Regions from separate parts of the Homo sapiens genome. Here region 2 is linked to region 1. Evidence: chromatin contacts called from ENCODE Hi-C or POLR2A ChIA-PET data. All regions are on one chromosome and are shown on one strand. Each heading gives the region's core, a stretch centred on a gene start or an enhancer-like site at or near the end of the contact. The rest is flanking DNA. Distances are from core to core; before and after follow the strand shown.

The links. Hi-C counts contacts between places; a loop is a spot of excess contacts on that map. ChIA-PET counts read pairs that join two places held with the same protein, here RNA polymerase II (POLR2A). Pooled maps may share reads with other maps.
Region 2: a loop to region 1 is called in a pooled map, with 7 times the contacts of the local background. The contact joins two enhancer-like sites. A Hi-C loop is called at or near these places in 4 of 168 maps with a recorded cell type or tissue (HepG2, IMR-90, motor neuron and 1 more), 1 of 37 single-sample maps with no recorded cell type and 4 of 50 pooled maps. POLR2A ChIA-PET finds 5 or more read pairs at or near these places in 11 of 52 experiments (GM12878, PC-3, PC-9 and 8 more).

Annotation. Positions count from the first base shown.
Region 1 is chr1:35,221,249-35,225,636 of GRCh38, reverse strand. No RefSeq gene overlaps it. Among named protein-coding and RNA genes, the nearest start is that of SFPQ, 30 kb to the right of the region's middle. Within about 2 kb of position 2,861, at least 2 of the 41 ENCODE cell types and tissues checked have a DNase peak (open chromatin) inside an H3K27ac peak, as active enhancers do.
Region 2 is chr1:35,296,649-35,301,481 of GRCh38, reverse strand. The region is part of intron 1 of ZMYM4 (zinc finger MYM-type containing 4); the gene reads right to left. Among named protein-coding and RNA genes, the nearest start is that of ZMYM4, 30 kb to the right of the region's middle. RefSeq lists a silencer at 1-179. Within about 2 kb of position 2,826, at least 2 of the 41 ENCODE cell types and tissues checked have a DNase peak (open chromatin) inside an H3K27ac peak, as active enhancers do.

The DNA.
Region 1 (4,388 bases), core at 1,612-4,111:
GGGACTGGTAGGAAAAGGATCACTGGGTTTCTTGATAATTCTACTTATATTAATTTATATATTAGTTTTATGTAATATTTAAAAGTGTTTATATTTACATTTATATTTATTTATTTATTTTGAGAGTGAGTCTTGCTCTATCTCCCAGGCTGGACAGTGTAGTGGTGCAATCTTGGCTCACTTCAACCTCTGCCTCCTGGGATCAAGCGATTCTCCTACCTCAGCCTCCCAAGTAGCTGGGATTACAGGTGCCCGCCACCACGTCCAGCTAATTTTCATATTTTTAGTAGAGATGGAGTGTTACCATGTAGACCAGGCTGGTCTCAAACTCCTGACCTCAAGTGATCTGCCTGCCTCAGCCTCCCACAGTGCTGGGATTACAGGTGTGAGCCACTGTGCCGGGCCAATATATTTATATTTTATTTTATTATTTATTTATTTATTTATTTATTTGAGACAGAGTCTTGCTCTGTCACCAGGCTGGAATGCAGTGGCATGATCTTGGCTCACTGCAACCTCTGCCTCCCTGGTTCAAATAATTCTCCTGCCTCAGCCTCCCGAGTAGCTGGGACTGCGGGCATGCGCCACCATGCCCAGCTAATTTTTGCATTTTTAGTAGAGATAGGGTTTCACCACATTGGCTGGGATGGTCTCAATCTCTTGACCTCGTGATCTGCCTGCCTCGGCCTCCCAAAATGCTGGGATTACAGGCATGTGCCACCACGCCTGGACTATATTTTAAAAATTGAAAATGATGCTACAATAAACATCAATGTATATACATCATCGTGCTCATTCTGATTATGTCCTTACAATAAATTCCAAGAAATGGAATTTCCGGGTCAGGACACATACATATGTTAAAGGCTTTTGATACAAGTTACAGAAATAACTCTCCAGCAGAAAAATAACTTCTCTCAGCAGAGAAGTAGCCTGGCCTGTCATCTCCCAACCAGATTGTCAATAGCTCCAAAGCTAAATTAACAGATTATTCTCCTTGGCTTTCTGACTCATTCCTCTGCCTTTTATTAGAAACCAGAATTTTGAACTGGGAAGGTTGTCTGGTCAAACAAGAAGCCTGGGTGAGAAATACTATTTTGGCTACGCTACTGCCTGTCTATATGGTTTTGAACACCTCTCTTCCTTTCTCTGGCCTCAGTTTTATCATGTCTAAAGTGAGGTGCGTGGACCAGATTATTACTTCTCAACGTTTTTACTACCCCTCTCTTGAACAGCATGTTTTTATCTATTAAACAAAATGCGTTTACTAAGAAATTATTTATTCTCCTTCCTGGTATGTATTACTCACATAAGATGACAGTTGACCAGGCGCAGTGGCTCACGCCTGTCATCCCAGCCCTTTGGGAGGCCAAGGCAGGTGGATCTCTTGAGGCCAGTAGTTCAAGACCAGCCTGGCCAAAATGGTGAAATCCTGTCTCTACTAAAAACATAAAAATTAGCCAAGTGTGGTGGCAGGTGCCTATAATTCCAGCTACTTAGGAGGATGAGGCAGGAGAATCACTTGAGCCCAGGAGGCGAGGTTGCAGTGAGCCGGGGTCGTGCCACTGCACTCCGGCCTGGGCAACAGAGGGAGACTCTGTCTCAAAAAAAAAAAAAAAAAAGATAACAGTCTATGAGAACTTCTGGATAGCAGGGGAGAGACACCCCTTGCAACCTAACTGAATTAATAAATTTAAGCCAAAAGAATATTATTTTCCAGCTTGCACAGCCTGACTGTAGCAAATAATGTAAACTATGTTAGCTCCCTTTGCTGCTTGTAGATTCCCCAGGGTGAATGGGGTGAGATAACTGTCTCAGATTCAGTAATCAATTTTCTCTACCTATGCCCCACCATCATCAGAGTTTATTCTGTCAAGACCGCTGCCCAGGCCAGGTGCTATGGCTCACACCTGTAATCCCAGCACTTTGGGAGGCTGAGGCGGGAGGATTGCTGGAGCCCAGGAGGTCGAGACCAGCCTAGGCTGTAGCCAGACTCCATCTCTACATTTAAAAAGAATTTTTTTTTAATTAAAAAGAAAAGAGACTGCTGTCTAGATAAATCAGTTAAACAACTGGCCTTGTACATATTTACGGAAGCTAGCCTACAGCAAAGGCCAGTGAAGCAAAGATTAGCACCAAGGCTGGGCATGATGACTCTAGCCTGTAATCCCAGCTACTCAAGGAAGTGGGTGGAGGAGGGTTTTGAGGCAAGAGGATGGCTTGAGCTTGGTAGGTCGAGGCTACAGTGAGCTGAGATGGTGCTAATGCACTCCAGCCTGGGCTGTCTTAAAAAAAAAAAAAAAAAAAAAATTAGCACCAAGCCCTGTAAGGAGAGAAGGAGGGAAGGAGGATTTATTTTGAAGTTAATGGAGCTTAAGTTTCAGGGCCCCTCACTTGCAGGGGCTCCTCTGAGAGATGGGTGTTGCTAGGAGTTGTAGTCTGCTCTAGAGAAGGAGAGGAAGCGGTTTGCAATCAAGAAGAATTTCTGCATAAGCATTTCCGAAAAATTGCCTGGAATATCTCAGAAAAGAGGGATCTGAATCTCTGTCTTCAATAATTTGTCTTGATGTCTTTTCTCATTCCAAACAAATATTCGCATGCATACTTAATACTGTAGTCATAATTTTGTATTCTCTTTCTTGGAAAGGGCCTCAGGAATTGCAAAAGCTCAGGCCCTACAAAACCTGGATCCACTCCAAATATAGAAATGCATCTCCTCCCAGCAAGATAAAAGCTAAAGATCTGGCTTATTCACTGGTAGCAGAAGAGAAACAGTTTTACTGCCTCTCCATCTTTGACCAGCATATGTGGACAAATATCCTCCAGGCCAGGCCTGTAACATGAGAGCACATGTGTAACCAACAATTCCAGTGTAGTCCCAGATTATTGCAGCTACCTCTCTGGGGACCCTGATAGTCCATGCGAACGACCAGCTATTCAGATAATTTCTCAAAACTAATCTCTTCTTAACCATTGCTTTCAAATCTTCTTCCAACAGTCTTTTGCCCTCCCTTGTAATACATTTCAAAAGCAATGTGTTTGCTTTCCTATGCCTGGCACATTTGAAAGCATGCAATAAATAATTGTTAAATGAATAATTTAGGAGAATGAATCCTAGCCTTTCTGGTTCCCAGCCTCTGACAAGAGTGTGAATAAGCTGTAAAATTACAAAAATATGGGCAGTCGTAGGAAGTAGGATGACAGCTTTTCTTTTCTGTTTATTCACTAAAGCAGCGATTTGCAAACTTAGTGTGTTTTAGAAAGTCATATTTAAAGTCCAGATTCACAGGCCCTGCCCCCAGAGGTCAGATTCGGTGGTCTAGGAAGGGATTCAGGAAGCCACATTTTTGTTAATGAACACTGGTGATTCTGATTGTAGGCCACTTTTTGAGAAACACTGAAAAAAATGACTGGGTCTGTCTAGGTACAGAATTTACTGATCTCACCAAAAGCAGTGGCTCACACCTGTAATCCCAGCACTTTGGGAGGCTAAAGCAAGCAAATTGCCTGAGCTCAGGAATTTGAGACCAGCCTGAGCAACTTGGCAAAACCCTGTCTCTACAAAGAAATACAAAACTTAGCTGGGCATGGTGGTACATGCCTGTAGTCCCAACTATTTGGGGGGCTGAGGCAGGAGAATCACTAGAGCCCAGGAGGTGGAGGCTGCCATGAGCCAAGATCTTGCCACTGCACTCCAGCCTGGGTGACAGAGCGAGACCCCATCTGAAAAAAAAATAAATAAATAAAAAAAGAATTTACTGATCTCTTGCAACCATTCTGTCTGGGGGTGGTTCTAGAAGTTTGGTCCCTTGAGATTGTAGCAATCCTTAATTTCTTTTCTGTACATAAATGTTAACAGCTGCTATAGTGGAAACAATACAGGTTTGAGAAATCAGACAGATCTGGGTTCAAATTGTTTAATCTCTCTGAGCCTCAATTAATGTGCAAAATAGGCATAATAATGCCACCATAATTATTGTGAGAACTAAATACACTGACATGTGAAAGTCTTGTGTAGAATGCTAGTGCATACAAGCCTTCCATACAAAGCTGTTCAGTAAAAGCTCATTTTTTACCTCATTCTTTTGCCTGAATGATATGAAAGATGAAGGAATTTCCCCCAAGAACCATGGAATTCTCCCATTTAGACATTCACTTCCTAGGCTTCAGTCTTTAATTCTTGTTAAAATGTATATGGCTCTGAAATTAGTAACCAGACATCCCATTGTTATTTATATCTTAGTTAAATGCAGTTGCTGAATTGTTTTGGGAAAGCAAAGGCAAGAAGAAGGCTTGGGGGGTGAGCAGCCTATGGTGGGAAAAGAGAGAGGGAAGAGGTTGAGGGAGAGGAGAAGGATGTAGGGGAAAAACTGTAGGCACTCTTCAAA
Region 2 (4,833 bases), core at 1,577-4,076, 76 kb before region 1:
CTCCACCTCCTAGGTTCAAGCGATCCTCCTGTCTCAGTCTCCTGACTAGCTGGGACTACAGGCACCTGCCACCATGCCAGACTAATTTTGTACTTTTAGTAGAGACGAGGTTTCACCATGTTGGCCAGGCTGGTCTTGAACTCCTGACCTTAAGTGATCCGCCCGCCTTGGCCTCCCAAAGTGCTGGGATTACAGGTGTAAGCCACCACACTCAGCCCAGAAGGAAAAGACCTTCTAACACATGGGGTATCACATGGGGCATCAAATATTCAATAGTATAGTAAAAAGTCAGCAGTAGGATAAAATTAGCTTTTGCCAAGAAGCTATTCTGGTGCCACCACGTAACAAAGATTAAAAGTAAGCCTCAAAAAGACTTGTTTATCTTATTATTTTTTAAGGCAGGGATACAGGGTACCAAAAATATCTGTTTCTAGTAACTTTACTGTATCCCAGAACAAAGCTTGAGAATAGTTAAGGGAATTTTTTTTTAAGTCCTGCACCCAACTAGGTAGAGGCCACAATGTCTAGCATTCAATCAAAAGCTACCAAGCATGCAAAGAAGCAAGAACAGCCAATTTATAATGAGAAAGGTTAATCAACAGAAACAGATCCAGAAATTATACAAATGATAAAACTAGTAGACCATTAAAAGAACTATTATAAATATATTCCATGTATTCAAGAAGGTAAAGGTGAAAGCATGAATATACTAAGGAGACACAAAGATATACATAAAAAGTACCCAAACTGAACTTAGAGATGAAAAACCCAATGTCTAAGATGAAAATTACACAGAATGGAACTAACAGAAAATTATACACTGCGGAAGATTGGTGAATTAGAACATACAGCAAAAGAAACAGTCCAAAATAAAAAGAGAAAAAAGGCTAAAGAAAATTAGTGAGCTATGGAACAACATCTAGTGATATAATATACATATAACTGGAGTCAATAAATATGCTAGGGAGAAGACAAAAAGATTTTGAAAATATAATGGCCAAAACTTCCCAATTTTATGAAAACTGTATACTCACAGAATCAGAATGCTCAATGAACCCTGTGCAGAAGTTTGAAATAAACCATACCAAGGCATAATCAAATTCCTGATAAAAAGTGATAGAGAATTCTTAAATGCAGCTGGGGGAAAATGGTATTACATCCAAAGGAACAAAAATAATAAGAGTAGACTCATAGAAGCAATGCTGAGGCAGGAAAATAGAATCTGGAGGCAGGGAACCTAAGGCCAATTCACACTGACTTCCCAGAGCTAAATCAAAAGGAAAACCCCAAATTTCCACACCTAAGTAACAGAAGGGCTGGAGGCTACTCCCTTTGCAAACCCCACTCTTTTTCTATGTGGCAGATGGAAAATTGAAAGAATCTCTGTTGCCGGGCATAGTGGCTCATGCCTGTAATCCCAGCACTTTGGGAGGCCAAGGTGGGCGGATCACGAGGTCAGGAGATCGAGACCATCCTGGCGAACACTGTGAAAACCCGTCTCTACTAAAAATACAAGAAAAATAGCCAGGCGTGGTGGCAGGCGCCTGTAGTCCCAGCTACTCTGTAGGCTGCGGCAGGAGAATGGCATGAACCCAGGGCACGGAGCTTGCAGTGAGCCGAGATGGCACCATTGCACTCCAGCCTGGGCAACAGAGCAAGACTCTGTCTCATAAAAAAAAAAAAAGAAAAGAAAGAAAGAAAGAATCTCTGTTGGTTGCTTTCTGCAACCAATCAGATGTTTGCATAAGAGTGTAACTTTGTAACTTCACTTTAGCCTTTGATTGGTTGCTTTCTGCAACTTACCAGGCAACTATTCAGACTGATTCCTGGCTAAGTCTTTGTTTGCACAGAAGTATAACTTTGTAACTTCACTTTAGCCTTTGATTGGTTGCTTTCCACAACCAGAGGTTTGCATAGGGTATAACTTTTGTAACTTAACTTCAGCCTCTCATTGGGGGCCACTACTTCATTTACAAAGGGTGTACACCAAGTAACCAATGGGAAACCTCTAAAGAGGATTTAAACCCCAGAAAATTCTGTAATGGCACCCTTGAGCCCCTATGCTCCAACCAGCTCCCACACTGTGAAGTTTACTTTCATTGTCAATAATCTCTGCTTTTTTTTTGCTTCATTCTTTTCCCGCTTTGTTTGTGTGTTTTGTCCAATTCTTTGTTCAAGACGCCAAGAACCTGAACACCTTCCATTGGTAACAATGCAATCCAGAAGGTATAGGAGCAACATCTTTAAAGTACTGAAAGTAAAGGAAAATGTCAATCTAGAATTCAAAATCCTGCAAAAATATCTCTCAAAACTACACCAGGTGTGGTGGTGCATACCTGTAATCCCAGCTACTCAAGAGACTGGGGCAGGAGGATCACCTGAGCTCAAGAATTTGAGTTCAGCCTGGGCCACATGGCAAGACTCTGTTTCTTAAAAAAAAAAAAAAAAAACTTTCAAAACTGAAGGCAAAATAAATACTTGTTCAGAAACAGAGAATTCATCACTACCAGACCAGTCTACAAGAGGTATTAAAGGAAAGTCCCTCAGCAGAAGGAAAATGACACCATATGAAAACAAGCATCTACCCTAAGTAAAGAGTATGGCAATGTAACTATGTGGGTTCTCACCAGTTACAAATGGATTGCCTCTCAACTCCAAACCCACTCTTCTCTGCCCTGCTTTACATAATGGAGATGGACCCTGCAAAACTTTCTCCTTTGCCAGCTGGCACAATGTTAACCTTTGTCAGTAGATGGCACTGGAGGAATACTCTAGAAGGAAGGGGCTTCTCTTCCTGTTAACACTGTTCTCTAGCCGGCTTGCTCCAGTGGAGGTGTTGTGCAGGACTCCAAATGGCCCTCCCAGAGACCAACTCCCCAGCAAGTCTCAGTGACACAGGCACACACGCATGAGTAGTTTCCTGACAAGTTTTGTCAGCACTCCAGAAAGCACCTACCCTGCAAGTTTCAGCAGCACCCCTATGGGAGACAGACTTCCCAGAGAATTTTGCCAGTGTCCCAGCCTATCTTCTTAGCCAGATTCAGCAAGGGGCTTCCTAGTGACTTTTTTTTGAGACACAGTATCCTCTGTTGCCCAGGCTGGAGTGCAGTGGTACAAACACAGTGAGTGCACTGCAGCCTTGATCTCCTGGCCTCAAGCAATCCTTCCACCTCAGCCTCTCAAGTAGCTGGGACCATAGGTGCACACCAGTATGTCCAGCTAATATTTTTATTTTTCGTAGAGATGAGGGACTCACCATCCTACTGACTTTTATTGGCACCCCAGGGGGGCATTTTTTAATTGCCAGCAAAAGCCTGCCCCACCTCAGATGTTTCCAGCATCCAGTGGACCACACCTTCTCCAACAAGATCTGAATCTCAGCCTTGAAGCTGGTGGGCTGGCCATCATCCAGATTTATTCCATCCTTGTTAACTTTGCCTCAGACCTAGAGGCAGTGGCCGCTCCCTCTACTGTTATTCTGTATCTTTAGCATTCTCTTTAAGCCTTAGAGTTAATTCCCCATTAATGGTAAATAATTCTTTATGTTAAACTTTCCATATTCAAATTACTGTGTGGTTTCTGTCCTCTGATACAGGACTGGTAGTGGCAGTGGTCATAGGAGACAGGCACACAAAAATGGGATTCAGAATTGCTTTTCGTTGTGTCCTTAGGCTTGAGTATAGGGCTCAAGCAGGAACTAGTTTGGTAATAATCCCACATATGCAGGGGCATCACAGTTAATCAGGCTATCACCTGTGGTTGGTGATGATGAAATGCCAACTAAAGCAAGTACCTTGGGAACCCAAATGGCTGTTGCACTTAACTAGTAAAGCAGTAATGATGGCTACAAAGTCTGTTATGTGAGATGAATTCTCTAAGTGCTCTTCTGCATTTCTGATGAAAATAACAAGTTCAGGTCCGTTAAGTCAGCTCAAGTCACAGTCAGAGAAAGAGAGACCTTTCAAGATAACCTTAAAAATATATATACATTTTTTTTTTTTTTGTGACAAGCACCCAGGCTGGAGTGCAGTGGCGTGACCTCGGCTCACTGCAACCTCAGCTCACAGCAACCTCTGCCTCCCAGGCTCAAACCATCCTCCCATCTCACCCTCAGGTGTAAGCCAAAATGCCTGGCTCATTTTTGTATTAATAATCTTAATTCTTATATAACCACAGGTTGATATTGCTGAAAATCAAATGCAAAATTTAATTGTGCAAACTGAATTACAAAATTAGTTGAATTCAGTCTCGCCAAGTTTATTGTGTGAAAGTGAGGGCAGACAGAACGAGACTCCATCTCAAAAAAAAAGAAAGAAAGAAAAAGTAAGAGCAGGCTGGGCGCGGTGCCTCACGCTTGTAATCCCAGCACTTTGGAAGGCCAGGGCAGGTGGATCACCTGAGGTCAGGAGTTCAAGACCAGCCTGACCAACATGGTGAAACTCCGTCTCTACTAAAAATGCAAACGTTAGCAGGGTGTGGTGGCGCACGCCTGTAATCCTAGCTACTCAGGAGGCTGAGGCAGGAGAATCGCCTAAACCCGGGAGATGGAGGTTGCAGTGAGCCAAGATGGCGTCACTGCACTCCAGCCTGGGCAATAAGAGCGAAACTCCCATCTCAAAAAAAAAAAAAAAAAAAAAAGAAAGAAAGAAAGAAAAAGAAAAGGTAAGAACAGTTACTGGGAAATAATGGGACCTTGAAACTTCAAATGGGAATATCTGGTTGGATCAGAATGAAACTGACTATTTCAAACTTCCACCTGCCCTCTGTATCTAAAAAGAATAGCCTTCTTTTGCTGGAAAATCATGTGATATCCTCATGTGCAATAGATGCCCT